Regions from separate parts of the Homo sapiens genome. Here region 2 is linked to region 1. A link is a loop called in an ENCODE intact Hi-C map of the cell type or tissue named here. Cell type or tissue: PC-3. All regions are shown on one strand. Each heading gives the region's core, and the rest is flanking DNA. Links, peaks and the distances in the headings are about the cores only.

What was found. Peaks named below come from ENCODE experiments on the same cell type or tissue, not always from the same donor. Only the 100,000 strongest peaks of a DNase experiment are listed, where the experiment ranks them.
Region 2: a loop joins it to region 1, with 11 times the contacts of the local background. A loop is called at or near these places in 2 of 110 quality-filtered maps.

The regions. Positions count from the first base shown.
Region 1 is chr3:67,606,349-67,614,695 of GRCh38, reverse strand. SUCLG2 (succinate-CoA ligase GDP-forming subunit beta) reads left to right here. Exons shown (of 11, transcript NM_003848.4): 2 at 5,100-5,241. Among named protein-coding and RNA genes, the nearest start is that of SUCLG2, 44 kb to the left of the region's middle. In PC-3, for the core only: no CTCF peak of the experiment used is centred there; a DNase peak (open chromatin) is centred at 4,045; H3K27ac peaks cover 2,244 bases.
Region 2 is chr3:67,510,773-67,519,119 of GRCh38, reverse strand. SUCLG2 (succinate-CoA ligase GDP-forming subunit beta) reads left to right here. Exons shown (of 11, transcript NM_003848.4): 6 at 784-873. It also overlaps the pseudogene NDUFB4P1. Among named protein-coding and RNA genes, the nearest start is that of SUCLG2, 140 kb to the left of the region's middle. In PC-3, for the core only: no CTCF peak of the experiment used is centred there; no DNase peak of the experiment used is centred there.

The sequences.
Region 1 (8,347 bases), core at 100-8,099:
TCTCCAGTATAGGGTCCCAAAGACCTTTTTAAAAGTGGATCACTGCCATTCCCCTTCACCTTCAGCCTGTGAAGCACTGTGTCAGTAAGGGCCAGTCAGGAAGACAGGGATTTTGTGAGGTCATTTAATAGAATTTAACAAAGGGCCGGAAAGATTGTAAGGCACACAGGCTTGGGAGGCAACACAGAGATGGATGGACAACAGCAGGAATCTTCCGTGAGCCATAGGAGAGGAAGGAAATGGTGTTGGCCGAGTCTAGGGCTAGCTGTTACAAGCAGAAGTCACAGCAGGGGAGATAGCAGGAGCTGGAATGTGGAAGAGAGGGCTGTCTGGAGAGACCTGGAGCTTCAGAGGAGATGCTGTTACACCCACAAAGAGGACAACAAAGCCTGGTGTCTTCCCCCTACTGTTCAGTCTCTGAACAGAGTCTCAAATTTAGGCAGAAGAGCCTGTGGAATGGTCCTGAGGGCAGGCTGGCAAATGACTGGCAGAAACAATCAAAAGGCACTGGGGCAGATGATCTTTATACTCCATTCCATTCCTTGCATTCTAGAATTCATGGATTATCTGAGAGATTCTTCATGTCTCCTGCAGCAAAGATGTTATTTTTAGGGTCATAACAGGTAGCTCTTCCTAGGAGTTGAAATAAACTTCTACCATTCTAGCATCTTAGGACAACACCTATTCACATCTCCACCTCCCTCCCTCCCAAAGCCTGGAGTAGTTACATTTTACCTTACACGAGCTCTGTCAGCATTTCGTGAAAGTCCTATTCCTGGTAGACTTTTGACGAAAGGGACACTATTTTACTTGTCTCTTATCTCAGTCTCTATCACCACAGAGCCTCTGGGACCAGAATACAAACACAGGGAACCAATAGTGTTACCCAGTTGATCCAGAAGTTTTACTGTTTCAGAGTAACTTGTGATCTTGGGCAAGTTCAGCCCGTTTCCTAATTTGTAACATGGCTTTATTGGTCAGTAAAGCCAATTGGGCAAAAAGGTTGTGCAATAGTAACAAATAACCCCCAGAATTTCAGTGGCTAAGAATCCACAAAGGTGTATTTTTTACTACACATTTACGTAAAGTCACTTGGTATATGTCCATCCTTATTCTGGTCCCTGGCTGATAGATCAGCTACCATCTTGAATGTTGCCATTCCCCATATCTAGAGAGGGCAAACTTCGATGGGGTAGGAGGGATGGCAATTAAACGTTGGCCTGAATGTGTCACACAACATATGTACTCACAACTTACTGGCTGGAACTAGTTAATTGATATGATACTGTGATATAATAAAAAAAATACATATTTGGTCTTTACCCCTGGTTCCTGGCACACAGTTCCTAAGACCCTTGGGATATCTGAAGTGATGAGTGTCTTTTCTACCCTAATGAGATGACTAGTGGTTGGAGTCCACTAGGTAGCTTCAGGATTGTGACTGGTTACTAGAAAGCCCATAGCATAATTAGAGGGTTGGGACTTTCGGTTCCATCCTCCCAGTCTCTGGGGAAGAGAGCGGGACTAAAAGTTGAGTTAATCGCCAATGGCTAATGAGGTAACAATCATGCCTATGTAATAAAATAATAAAATCTTAAGAGGACAAGGTTTGGAGAGTGTCCAGATTGCCAAATATGTGGCGGTATCTGCAAGGTGGTACCCCCAGAGAGGGCATGGAAGCTCCATGGGCATACCTTGTTATGTACACCTCTTCCATCTGGCTGTTCACCAGTGTCTTTTGTCATATCCTTTATAAATAACTGGTAAATGTCAGCAGTGGTTTTTGTGAGCTCTGTTAGCCATCTTATAAAATTAGTTAAACCCGAGGAGGAGGTCTTGGGAACTCCCAATTGATAACTGGTTGGTCAGAAGCACAGGTAAAATAACCTGGGGCTTGTGCCTGGCATCTCAAGTGGGTATAGTCCTGTGGGACTGAGCCTCTAACCTGGGGGATCTGGTGCTAACTCTAGGTAGTAGATACGGCATCGCCTAACTTCAGCTGAAGTAAGGAAGTGCCTAGAAGGAAGAAGACCGAGGATATTTCTTGATTTGCACTAATGACAGCTACAGAGAGAGATAATAATTCTTGACATTTCCTGATTGTTTTAACCATGAAACATGAATATTTAATATAATGCCTAGCTCATAAGTGCTCAATTAATAGTAGATGGAACTATTATTGTTATTATTATTCAGCAGTTTATATTACATTTCCAGCGTACTTTCTACCATCCATTTGCATAGCAGATTTCTTCTCACCCTTTTTTTACAACTGAGAATGCAGAAGTAAACATAAATTATACTTCTGTAGATGTATCACATTTTTTTTTGTTTTTTGAGACTGAGTCTCACTCTGGCACCCAAGCTGGAGTGCAGTGGCACAATCATAGCTCACTGCAGCCTCAGCCTTCCAGGCTCAAGTTGTCCTCCAGCCTCAGCCACCCAATTAGCTGGTACTGTGGGCATGCACTACCACATCCAGCTAATGTTTTCACTTTCTGTAGAGGCAGGGTCTCACTATGTTGCCCAGGCTAGTCTTGAACTACTGGGCTCAAGCAATCCTCCTGCCTCCGCCTCTCAAGATGTTGGGATTACAGGTGTGAACCACTGCGCCTGCCCACACCCAGCTACAAATTCTTAATAAGTGGAGTTGTCTTGAAGTTTTAGAGCCAGTCAGGGCCCTAGTTTTCCAAGTTTTGGATTGACAAAAATAGGTGATTATTCTGTAAAAGAATTCCTTTGTGGAGTGATAGCCGGGTGTCATCAGTGGATTTGGAACTGTGCTCATTGTCCTGGTTTTCAATTTAAGAGCAACAGACTTCAAGCTGGCTTTCATTTGAGTCAGTGTGGAAACAGTCAATATATGTTACATGTCTGTGAAGCTGGCCTCTGGATCAATTGCAATTAGTTTCCAGCAGATTGCATTAACATATCTAAAATTAATATGGCGAGTGTTCTGATGAAAAGGAATTGACCACAACCACATTGTGGCTGTTTTTAGTCTCCCTCAAATGCTCTTTTCAAACTATATTTTTTCTTTCTTTGGTTAATGGCTTTAAATTGTTATGTCAACGTAGACATAATCTATTGATTGTTCCTATTTGCCTTTTAAGAGTGGTCCTAGATAATAGCACACAGCTAATGTTTAATGTTTTCTTTCACTAAGGGGCTTTTTCGCTAAATGCCTTAAACTCGTATTTTTCTTTGTATGTTATATAACACGCTATTAAGACTATAAAGCCTTTGAGTATGTTCATTTACAGAATTTTGTGTTTTTCAAATTACTAATGTTTCATCAAGACTTAAAAAGTAAGATTAAGAAATAATGTGTAGTTAAAAAATAATATACGGTAAATGATGTGAGCATTGCTTGTCTGACAATTTATTTTTATCCCAGTATTATTTATTTCTAAAGAAGAAGTATAGGCAACTTCAATATTAAAAGCAAAACCAAACCATCATTACCAGCAGCTACAAGGACGGAACAGAGAGCTATCTTTAGGCTTGATCATGTTGAAATTTGAATTTTTTACCAGCATGTATACATTATATTATGTTTATTTCACATCTTAAGGACTAACTTGTACTTTTTTATTTTTAGAGGTGGCCAGTTTCTGGGAATGAAAAATTGTCCATATCAGGAGACAAAAGGCAGAGTTGATTCATTTGGCCATCCAAGTGGCATTTTTTGGGTGTCTTTCATATGTCAAGCACTGTCACCTTCTTCACAGAGATACAGAGAAGTTTAAGGCACACTTTCTACCCTTTAGTGGAACACAGTCTAGTAGTGGGGGTATAGAGCTTTGAATCACCCTATTTCAAAAGAGCTCCATGAATACATCATAGCTTGGGGATACCAGAAGAAAATGACATTTTAAGGACACAGTAGATGTCCCAAAAGGTAATGGCTCCATGTGATGAAGCCCTGTGGGCCTCACTTTTATGATCTGTGTGACACTGCCTTGGACATCCACCAAAGCCGTGGACAGAAGCCAGTAGGGATTGTATCAGATGATGTCCATGTACTACCAGTCTTGTGATCCAGTTGTGTGATTGATTTTTTTGGTTTGTGCATTAACTGTATTGTCATCCTTCCTCTTGTGAGTAATGTTTCCTTTGCATATGACTCATGGATGGAAAGGAGTTTACATTAAGTGTATTCATTTTTCCTGGTTTTTTTTTTTTTTCCTTCTTTTAAAAATGGGGCTTACAGATTTGGTAGGGAATACTGTTGATATTATTGGATAAAATGTAAGGAATTTATTTGTTCATGTTATTGTGTCCTTTGACTGTGTCCTTTTAACACAGATAAACACGTAGTGCATATTGGAAAACCACTTCTACTTGAAACTTAAGCAAATTTCCTTTAATACACAAGTTGCAGTTTAGGAACTAGTTTAATTAATAGTCAGTCTTTCAGGTTATTGCACTCAACCTTGGTGGATGAAAGAGATAATCTCGTTAAACACACAATGGCCCTACCCAGACTCTGTTAAAAACTGTGGTAAAGAAATGAATTAGTCTGTGGCCCAGTGACTTCAGAGTGTTTAAACAAATTTCCTGAAAAACCTTACAATGATTAACAGTCTATATACAGTTATTAAAATAATGCTATGCTCTTTATTTATTTGGGGTGAGAAGGGGGGAGCCATATCCATGTAATAGAGTCCTTAACAGTTTTTAAAATAACTTATGTTGAAATACTTGTAGACTCAAAGGAAGTTGCAAAAATAGTATAGCAGCCCCATGTACTCTTCATCCAGCTTCCCCTAATGCTGACACCTCATGTAGTTGTGGTACAATATCAAAAGCAAGACATTGATATTTGTGTATTACTGTTAACTAGATCACAGAGCTCACTCAGCTTTCAGCATTTTTAAAAAACCTGCATTCATTTGTGTGTGTGTAGTTGTCCTTAACAGTTTTTGTTAAAAAATAATTAGGCATGAATTTAAGTGGGTTTTTTTTTTCTTTTGCTTCTCTCAACTCTGGGTTGCAGATTGCCAGTCAACAGTACCTCTAAGACTGGCCATGTAGGTTGACTTTTATTTTTCTTGCTATTAATGAATGTTCTTACCTCTCTCCTTCAATTTCTGTAGGCAGTTCAATTAACCTCCAGAAGATGGCTGAACCTGCAGGAATACCAGAGCAAGAAACTGATGTCTGACAACGGAGTGAGAGTTCAAAGATTCTTTGTAGCAGACACTGCAAATGAAGCTCTCGAGGCTGCTAAGAGACTAAGTAAGCTGATTCATAATGGGTGAAATACACTTGCCCAAATCAGTGAATTCACAGGTAGTGGCTTCCCACTAGTTAATTTTTTTTGTTGTGGATTAAACTGACAGGGACAGATACAGGGGAGAGCTTAGAACTGCAAAAGCAAAAAAGTCCAGATTGCCTCATGTACATGTGTGTAAGTGTGCAGGAATCACATGGTGACTGCAGCGTGAAGGGAGGGGTCTGCTTTCAGAGCTTTGTCCCTGTGAGTCTTCAGTCCTGCTGACCTGGGAGGAGATGTGGAATCACAGGACAGCCTTCAGTGTGATGGCCTGGGTGTAGGAGAATAGAGCCTTTCTTCCCTGGCACACCTAGAGGTTTCCTCTAGACTGGGCCCTGCCTGACCCATGCTGCATGAGATTCACAGGCACCTCTGTGTCCTCAGTTCCGCCAGGATCACTCACTGGAGGCACTTGGCCTAAGTGTCAAAAACCTTAGAACAGGCTCAGTGGGGTGGCTCATGCCTATAATCTCAGTACTTTGAGAGGCTGAGGAGGGAGGATCACTTGAGTCCAGGAGTTTGAGACCAGCCTGGGCAACATAGCAGAACCCGTTTCTACAAAAACTAAAAAAATTAGCCTAGTATGGTGGTGTATGCCTGTAGTCCTAGCTACTCTGGAGGCTTTGGCAGGAGGATCACTTGAGCCCACGAGTTTGAGATTGCAGTGGGCTATGATCACTCTAACATACTCTAGCCTGGGCGCCAGAGTGAGACCTTCTCTCTCTTAAAAAAAAAAAAAAAATTAGAACAACAAACAACTTCCCTTTCTTTTCAGTATCCCTTAGGGAGGGTGTATCCTCAGAAATTCTTACAGTATGAGCATTAGGGTGTTTTCATCCCAGCTCTTTTTGAAATGAAGAATAGTACAACAGTGGAGCATCGTTCAATAATGTGTGCAGGGAGTGGATGGAAGCCTTCAACAATATTTGATAACACAAAAAGGAAATTGTGATCCATGTTAACTAATAAAGGAAATGATAACTGCAATTTAAAAAAGCAAAAAACATCAATTTAGGAAAACTTTATTCTTTTACCTGAGATAGCAGCACATGGGATGTTGCTTCATGGTAATTTTTCAGAGATTTTAGTCACTATTTCACCCACTTCTGTCAGCTGTGGGTTAGTGGCTGGGAGAAACATGGCTGAAGGGCTTGAGAAGCCTTTGCAGGGTGAGTCAGTTGTCGACATCCTTCTTTAAGTCCCTTAGAACATGGGGAGAGCACCCTCTGAGTGACTGGAGGAGACCAAAGACAAGGGCATGACTTTAAAGTCAAGCTAACTTTGCTTCAGTGTTTTGCCTTCCCTTTACCAGCTTTGTAATTCTGCAGAAGTACCTTCTCCGTCCTTGCCTCAGTTTCTTTAGGTCAAAGCTAATAGTACTTATTTCCCAATGCTATTGCGAGTCTTTAGGAGTGTATTAGTCTATTCTCATGCTACTAATAAAGACATACCTGAGACTGGGTGATTTATAAAGGAAAGAGATTTAGTGGACTCACAGTTCCGCATGGCTGGGGAGACCTCACAATCATAGTGGAAGACAAAGGAAGAGCAAAGGGATGTCTTACATGGTGGCAGACGAGAACTTGTGCAGGGGAACTCCCATTTATAAAACCATTAGATCTCGTGAGGCTTACTCACTACCATTAGAACAGTATGGGGAAAACTGCCCCAATGATTCAGTTATCTCCCCCTGGCCCCACCCTTGACATGTGGAGATTATTACAATTCAAGGTGAGATTTGGGTGGGGACAGCCAAACCATATCAAAGGGCGATTGTTGTGTGGTAGAACATCTAGCTCATTTTCCTCCTTACAGATCCAGATATTAGGGATCAGGTCCTGCTGTCTGCCTTTCAGTGAGCATCCCCACCTGTGGCATACAGACTTTGTAGGTGTCGGTCTGGATTGCCACTGTCTAGTAGGAGTATAATGTGAGCCACGTCAGTATTTTAAAGTTTTCTAACAGTCACATTAAAAAAATGAAAAAAAGGGTGAAATTAATGTTAATAATATATTCTGTTTACTCCAATATATCTAAAACAACATCATTTCAACATGTAATTAATATAAAAAGTTATCAACAGGATATTTTGTGTTCATTTTTTTGTCCCAATCTTCAGAAACCTGGTTGGAATGCTACACTTCCAGCACATCTCATTTCAGACTAGTCACATTTCAGGTGCTCAAGAGACTGATGTGGCTAGTGGCTACCATCTAGGACAGTGCACATTTGGACACTAGAAGGATTTGCATGTGCATCCTTCAGCCTTGGGAATGCAGTTATTTCCCACTAAAAATAAAGAGTTGTGCGTCTGCTACTCAGTCTTGTCCAGGTATCAGTAGCACAGGTTGAGAGTTTAGGATAGAAGCACTCTCCATATTTCAATATTCTAATTTTCTATGCTCTTTTAAGAGTAAGTCGCAGGTACTTTAGCTAGTAATTGTTGTTCTTTGAACTTTTTAAAGTTCTACCAGATGCTAATACACCAGACCCTTTCTATGTTATGTCAGTTGAAATGTATATGCATTCTCTTCTGGAACAAATATTTATCGAGGGTCAACCATGTACTAGGCACTGTGGACACAGCTGTGCAAGACAGGCAAGCCCTTTTTCTTCATAGAATTTATGTTCTAGAAAGAAATTAATTTGTGACTTTCAGATGTTAAATGTAGAAATTGAAGTGACTTATATTTTAATAAATGAAAATTGGTTTCATTTTTAAAAGCTATCAAGATTGGTTTTTACTGTGAAAAAATCCCAGTAAAATAAGATCTAAACCTGGATGAGAGCTCCTCAGTGAACTTTGATAATAGACTCAGTAAAGGTTAGTACTGTATTCCAGCCTTTTCATAAGAAAGGATCATTTTTGTTTTATACTCTTGTGGTTTGGGGATTGGGAAGTGAGAGCAAAGAAATGTAAAGTTCAAGTTGGTCTTTGATCTTCATTTCCCCATTATTTTCTTAAATACAGTGAAGCACTAGCATTGCAGGTATAACTAAGTTTTTTAAAGAGAATTCTGGAGGCCAGCTGATTACTCCCCTCACCCCTCTTAGGCATAACACCTAATC
Region 2 (8,347 bases), core at 294-8,293, 96 kb after region 1:
GAATGTGTAGACTACACAGAGACAGTGGCCTTGGCTGGGAATTGATTTTTTTTTTTCTCAACCTTATAACAAAACGACCTTGAATGAAGTAACGTTATTTGAAGACCTGCTGTACTCATACTGCAGTGATTGGTTTTAAAATATTTTCACTAATATTATATAATAAGTTAATTACCTTGGAAACTGAATTGAGACTTTATATGCAGACTTACCAACAACACCTAGCTGTTTTCAAAGTTCACATTATTTAAAGCAGGCCATTCCATTTGTTAAGAGAATGCATGAAATAATGTATAGTGACAGTGCTCGGTGTCTTTGAGACAATATCATTTTGTAGAGCTAAGGTAACAGTAATAATTATCATCAATAGAGTGTTTAAATCATAAGGTAATATTTAACCTATCTATGACAGGCTTTAAACTTAACTACTAGTAGGCAGGAAAACCTTACTTTGGAAACCTTCCAAAAGATGTCAAAAAATTAACTGACTAAATATTCATCAATGCCATCTGTATAGTAATTAAAAGTGAAAACTGGCATCAGATTTTCTTGTCAGCATGCCACCATGAAGAATTATATAGTTTTTGGAAGGGCTTTTTTATAGATGGTCTGCTAATTAAAACATACCCTACAGGCATCTGCGGTAGCCCTGCTCAGAGATCTCTGGATAGATGCCACACTTTAATTACTCATTTGCAAATAAATACTAAGCATTTTCTTTTGAGGTTGTAAATCTTCTCAGTTGACTGTCTGAATTTTGTTTATTTGATTTATTTTTACTAGGAGCAAATTGACATTTTTGAAGGAATAAAGGACAGCCAAGCTCAGCGGATGGCCGAAAATCTAGGCTTCGTTGGGCCTTTGAAAAGCCAGGTATATAAGCCATTGGGGGATGGTGTGTCTGACTTGTTTCAGAAAACATTTGGGAACTTGCTTCATTGCCTCTAGTGTTTGTGATTACCAGGAAACAGGATTATTTATTGTTTTATAATTTTTTCCTCCAGCTGTTTATGATGAAGAAAAATATTTCCCTGATGTTTTAAAAGAGGATGTTTATGATGTGTCTTTGAATGTGTTTTGGTATGTGTGTGCATGTGTATTGCATGTGGACACATACACTTCATGATAGATGGTAATCTCTATTTTTTCTGTAGCATTGCTGGTACTTAGCCACCTGGCAGGCATGTGATACAGCTCATTCGAACTTTAGTTTCATCATCTATAAAATGGGAATGATGACAACTCCCGAGAGGCTTATTGTGGGGATTCAGTAGAATAATGTGTAAAAGTCCTTATTGTACTGCTCCATAAAGGTCTGTTCTTAATGGTATTAATATTAATAATACATGTTATTTAGCTAATTGCTATTCTTTCATAGCTAATGGGCATTTGAAATGAATATTGATGGCATAAACTTGATATTTTATTGAGAACAGCTTAAAATATGCCAATTTTGTAATAATATCCCTTGGCTTCAAAGACCAAAACATTGGCCTCAGAGCTGTTGAGGGACAGAATCTGTCTTAGTATCGTCCCCTGCTCTGCCTTTGTTCCAGCCCATGGCACCTGATTATGTGTCTAGTGGGGCAAGCTTCCTAGTCCCACAGCTAAATCAGATAAACTTACTTGTTCCTTCCTCTGTTACTCAGAGAGGCCACCTTAATGGCCCTAGATTGTGTGTATGTGTGCATGTGTGTATGTTCTCTGGCCTGGGGCTTTATGAAAAGGTTACAGAGTATGTCCTTTAATTTGGTTGGGCAGCACTATTCCCATAAGACAGTACATGATGCACTCTTTTCTTTCTGTCTTGTCTTTTTCTTTTGATTGACTCTCTCTGGAAGTTTAATGGCAACAGTAGGCAAGTCAAAGAGGGATAAAACAGAATAAGGTTTTAAAAAATATATATGCTTAAATGAAGGGAAACCACTTACTTGAAAATGAATAAAGGCTCACTTTGAAAGCAAAAGATTGAAGATGGTAGAATGGAACAGGGTCATCTGGAACTAAACCTCAGGATGAGAGAGAAAGGGCCAGGATTCGATGGACAGTTAGAGGAACTAATTGCCATTTCTGAGACTAGCAAAGAGATGCCAGGAAAGTGATCTGTTGAAAGGAAGATCCTGGAAGATTCCTGAATATGTGCTACAGTGGTTGGTTTCACCTCCTGAGAATGAGGATACCAGCTACATTAGCCATTCATTTGATGTTTATTAAGGGGCTTCTCCTGTAGCAGTGGTGGTCACCAAGAGCCCGTTTTCCATACAGCCACTGTGGTCTAGCTGCACTGTCTGGCAGTCAGCTCCAGAGTTGCACAGTGACCCTGTCTGCCTCCTCCATATCACTTTGGACATCTGTATATTTCTCTTATTTATTTGCAGTCACCTTTGCTAGATCCTAATCTTTACCACGGCAGGGACTTTGTCCATCCTACTCACTGCTGTGTTGCCAGCAGCTGGCAAAGTGCTTGGCATCTATTTTTATTGCCCAAGAAACATTTGTCATGTGCATGACTAGGTGAAACAACACTTCTAGGTGTCCACTTTGAAGAAGTTCCTAGAGGCTCAGCAATAGGTGGCTTTTCATGGCAGATAAATAAATCTGGAGTGGGCAAAATCTGCTGACCACATATTTAAAAGCTCAGGAGGTGAACATAATAGAGAGTTCTAGAGAAGTTAATAACAGTATAATGTACATCACAAGATACTGCCCCCTCACTACATATTATACGAGAAAATTAAGAGTTATTTACAGCTCTTAAATGGCTTATTCTTGTTTTCCTGGTACCTGAAACACTCTAGGTTTTAAATGAGTTACCTATGGAAGGAAGACGAATATGTGAGAACTGAGGGATAAGTAAGTGGCCATATTGTCAGTATACCTTTGAATTAATTTATCGAGGAAAGGAAATAAAATGTTTTAATTTGTTTTTTTCTTTTTTCACTGCTAACTCCATGAAAGGCTTTAAATCTTCATTTTCTCAGCAGCTTGGAATGAGCACTGATAGGGTGCTGCTCAGTCTGCTGTGCCTTGGGGAAAAGAGACAATGAAAAATAACCATTGTTCCTCAGGGGCTCACAGACCGGTAGATATCTGCCTGCTGGCTGAGAGGATACAGGAAGAGGGACGGATAAAGGAATGTGAAGGAGAGAGTGGGGGAGGGGGCAGCGGGCAGAGGGAGAGAGAGGTTGATCTCAGCTGTAGACATGTTGGAAGTTGTTCATCTAGGGACACCTGAGTGTATTTCTACAGTAGAAGGGATATATGGCTTGGGATCCCAGGGAAAGCTGTGCATTAGAGTTGTAGGCTTGGGAATCTCTGCTTTATGGGGCTTGCTCAAGCTGTGGGGATTAGTGAAATGCTCTAGAGGGCCAGTGTACAATGAGCAGATGGGACAGTGTAGAAGGGAAAACATTTAAACAATCATCAATGATCTTTTCCTAAGGAAATAGTATCTTAGAGGTACCTTAGGTTCAACGTGACTTTGAAAGTTAAGTTACTTAATTTTCATCTAGGATGTGGTTTAGGCATTTGGAGGTACCTCACTCATGGTTGAATATCATATAAAATGATAGTCTTATAAAATTATTAATATCTTTCCTGTGACTCATGCCTGTTGTCTCTAAAATGTGATGAATATTAGACATAACAAAAATAAAGATGATACTTTGCTTTACATAAAAATTACCAGTGTTTGTTCCCAACCAAAGTCTCTTTCTGTGAGAATTTGTTGAAAAACGTTAAGACATAGGAAAGCTTAATATAGTAGTTCCCCCTTATCTGTGGAGGATACGTCCCAAGACTTCCAGTGGATGCCTGAAGCTTACCTACTACCAAACCCTATATATACTCTTTTTTTCTGGATATTCTAGATATTTATACTTAGGATAAATTTTGACTTATAAATTAGGTACAGTAAGATATTAACAACAGTATGAAATAGAACAATAGCAATATACTGTAATAAAAGTGATGTGAATATGGTCTCTTTCTCAAAATACCTCATTGTACTGTACTCACCCTTCTTGCGATGATGTGAGATGATGCAATGTCTACATGGTAAGACGTGGGGTGAGTGATGTGAGCATTGCGATGTAGCATTGGGCTTCTCATGACCTCCTGGCAATACTTCGTGAGGGACATCTACTTTGGATGATCCTGGATCATCAAACCATGGGTGTCAATGGCTGGATGTCAGGAACAGATGATGTCAATGGTCAGGGATCCTGGATAGCTGAAGGTTTTTCACCACAACCTTTTAGAAGAACATCATAATTAGAAGTTTGTCTCTTTCTTTTTAGGTCATCTAAGTGTGGCTGTAGAGGTTGTAATCCGTCAGTGACTTTAGTGCTGTGTTCCATCCAAGGATCTTATTCCATAATTTTGTCCTTTCCATTTAATAACTTGGACCTCAGTAGACCATGGGTAACTAAAACCACAGAAAGGGAAACTGAGGATAAAGGGTGACTATTGTATGACTGAAACTTACAAGTTTGTCAAGTGTGTCTTAATTATCATCTATACTGTTCATTTCTGAAAACATGAGTGCCACGAATTGTCAACATGTGCCTCTAAGGTTTAGGCTGATGAAAAGATCGGATGGTCCAAGTCAGTGCAAGATCACTAACACCTCTTGAAGTGGTTTGTACTTCTGGCTAGATTTGAGAGGCGTACGTGAATATTGATGATAATTTCTGGAATGCAAGAAAAATATTTAAAATTCTTAACCTGTTGAGATTTTTGTTTGATTAATAGACGATTTATTTCAGCAAGAATACACATAGTCATCATTGCCAGACTTAATATGAGATGTTAAATGTTTGATCCAATTTTCCTTCCTGGATAAGTTTTTCTTTCCTATTCCTGTCAGTTTTGAATACATCATACCAGAAGAACAGGTGCCTAATTCCACACAAAGCTCCCAAGAGTGAGTTTTTAGGGGTGAAATTAGGATAGACATTTGCTGATCTTGCATAGGTCCAACAAATCAAGGCAGGATCTTCAATGAGCCGTCAGCAGTTAGGGTCGTTGTACTGAAGCAAGTACTGCTGTTTCAGCTGTGCTCTTATGGCCAACCGCTCGGCTTGCGCCTGCTGGGTTTCCAGGGATATGTCGTATTCCGCTGGGTAGAGGGTCGAGGGTGGAGTGGCCAGGCGCGATGGAGTATACTTTGGGAATGGCATCTTGGCGATGCAGCGCACAACTGTGCCTGCACGATTCTGAGGCCATTCCTCCTTATGCTCCTTTTGAGACATTTTTAAAGATTTTTATAAACTTGTCAGATTTTCATGTACGTATATTTGATTTTACGAATTTTAATTTTTAAAAATTACTTAACAGACAAAATAACAATTGATGGCAAAAGTGCAGAAAAACTTTTTGTACGCAGTGGTTATGAGCTGAGAAATAGATGGCAGTAGTAAGCGACTGACTGCAAGTTGACCAGGAGAATGTTTTCTTTGACCTGTGCTTATTTTTAACTTTTGTAGAAAGTGGGAATACTAATCTCAACTTGCCACATGCCATGCCATTCCCTGTTACACCTGGTCACACACATTCTGTCTGCTTAGCCCTTATAACCATTTAGTGAATAGCCTCTGGAATAAGACATCTTACAAGGGTTTGTCATTGTGAGATCTACAAGGGAGAACCAGCTTGGTTTGGAGATGTCTCCAAGATCAGATTATGTTTTAGTCTTGCTCAAAAAAATTATGGTCTGCCTTTGTGCAACAGTAAAAATTAAAACAGAAAATATCCCCAAAATGCTGTGCTAATGTATAATTACAATGGGATTAATGTGCAGAAAATGCAGCCTTGTACTAAGCAAAATTGGTGTAGGCTTAAGAAGTTCTGAAACAATTTAAGTGTGTATCTGTGGATGAATGGATAAACAAAATGTGGTATATACTATAATGGAACTTTACTGAACCTTGTAAAAGAAGATTCTGACACATGCTGCAGTATGGATGGGGCTTGAGGACATTATGCTAAGTGAAATAAGCCAGTTACAAAAAGACAAACACTGGATGATTCCACAGGTATCTAGTGTATGTATATATATGCATATCTTTTATTTTATGTATGTATGTATATAGAGATCTCTAATATCTCTATATATCTGGTATCTATATATATCTATACGTATTATCTATATACATATATATGGAGATATATATGGAGAGATATATATGTGCGTATATATAGAGGGGGGTGTGTGTGTGTGAAAATATATATATATATGGAGATGGAGAGAGAGGCAGAGAGAGAGATGCTATCTAGAATAGTCAAATTTATAGACACAAAGTAGAATGATGTTGCCAGAGGCAGTGGGAAGAGAAGAACGGGAGTTTGTTTAGCGATACAGAGTGTGAGGGAAGATGAAGAAGTTCTAGGAATTGGTTGCACAGCAATGTGAATGTACCAACTTGACCCTGCAGAACTGTGTAGACAAAAATGGTTGAGATATGGTGAATTTTATGTTTTGTATATTTTATCACAATTTTTTAAAAAGGAAGTTTTGAAGTAGCTGGATTAGATTATACATATATATATATATGTGTACCCAGAAGTTATTTCTATTATGTAGTCCCCACTTAGAACTGAATTAATCTTTAATTCAACCGATATTTATCGAGTGTTGACTCTGCAGAGGTTGTATCACTACAGTGGATGCCAAGGTGCCCAGGATACATAAGATGCCTGCCCCATGCAACTCACATTGCAAGGTCACATTGATGACCTAGAAAACCCCCTAAAATACAAAAAATATTCCGCAATGAAGTATTTGCTGGCTTCGCACTTTAACTCAAATTTTATTTGGATTAAAAAAATGGAAGAAATTATAAAGAATACTAGAAAAAATAATGGGAGAATTTTTAAAAATACTCTCAGAATGGGACTAGCCTTTTAAAAGTCTGACACAAAGCCAGAAGCCATATAAGAGTGACATTATTGTGAAATTTCCATGTGGCAAAAGTAACAAAAGCATGTTCAAAAGGTAAATGTTAAAGGGGCTGAGACAAGAGGATTGCTTGAGACCAGGAATTCAAGAGCAGCCTGGGTAACATAGCGAGACCCCCATCTCTAGAAAAAATTAAAATAAAAAATTAGCTCAGCCTAGTGGCATGTGCCTGTAGTCCAGCTATTTGAAAGGCTGAGGTGGGAGGATCATCTGAGCCCAGGAGTTCAAGGCTGCAGTGAGCCATGATTATGCCAGTACGCTCCAGTCTAGGTGACAAAGCAACACTCTCTTGTACACACACACACACCCCCCCACACACGCACACTCACACTCTTCCTATAAATTAATAAGGGACCAAAATCTCAATAGAAAAATAGGCAAAATTCACACAAAAAAAATAAGATGTCTCTTAAACTCATAGAATAATGCCTAAACTCATTCATAATAAAATAAATTCAAATTAAAACTATATGTGAGTGTACTCGTCTGTTCTCACGCTGATAATAAAGACATACCCGTGACTGGATAATTTATGAAGGAAAGAGGTTTAATTTACTTACAATTCCACATGGCTGGGGAAGCCTCACAATCATGGTGGAAGACGAAGGAAGAGTGAAGGGACTTCTTACATGGTGGCAGGCAAGAGAGCTTGTGCAGAGGAACCCCCCCTTTATAAAACCACCAGATCTCGTGAGACTTACTCACTATCATGAGAACAGCATGGGAAAATCCCGTCCCCATGATTCAGTTACCTCCCACTGGGTCCCTCCTGCAACACGTGGGAATTATTACAATTCAAGGTGAGATTTGGATGGGGACACAGAGCCCAACCATACCAGTGAGATACCCTTTTTCACCTAACACACTGACAAAGATACAAATGGCTAATGATTGTGAATTGGAAAATAGTGTCTCTGATAATTTTCACTTTTTAGGAGTGGAAATCAGGGACAGCTTCTATGAAGAACAATTTAGGCCGGGCGCAGTGGCTCATGCCTGTAATCCCAGCACCTTTGGGAGGCTGAGGTGGGCAGATTACGAGGTCAGGAGATTGAGACCATCCTGGCCAACGTGGTGAAAACCCGTCTCTACTAAAATATAAAAAATTAGCCAGGCTTGGTGGCACACCTGTAGTCCTAGCTACTCGGGAGGCTGAGGCAGGGGAATTGCTTGAACCCGGCAGGTGGAGGTTGCAGTGAGCTGAGATCGCGCCATTGCACTCCAGGCTGGCAACACTGCAAGTCTCGGTCTCAAAAAAAAAAAAAAAAAAAAGAACAATTTAACAGAACCTTTTGATGTTTAAAATGGCTACATTCCTTTTTGCTTCACTCTGGGTAATTTATCCTACAAATGTTTAATCACATGTATGTTAAATATACAGAGATAAAT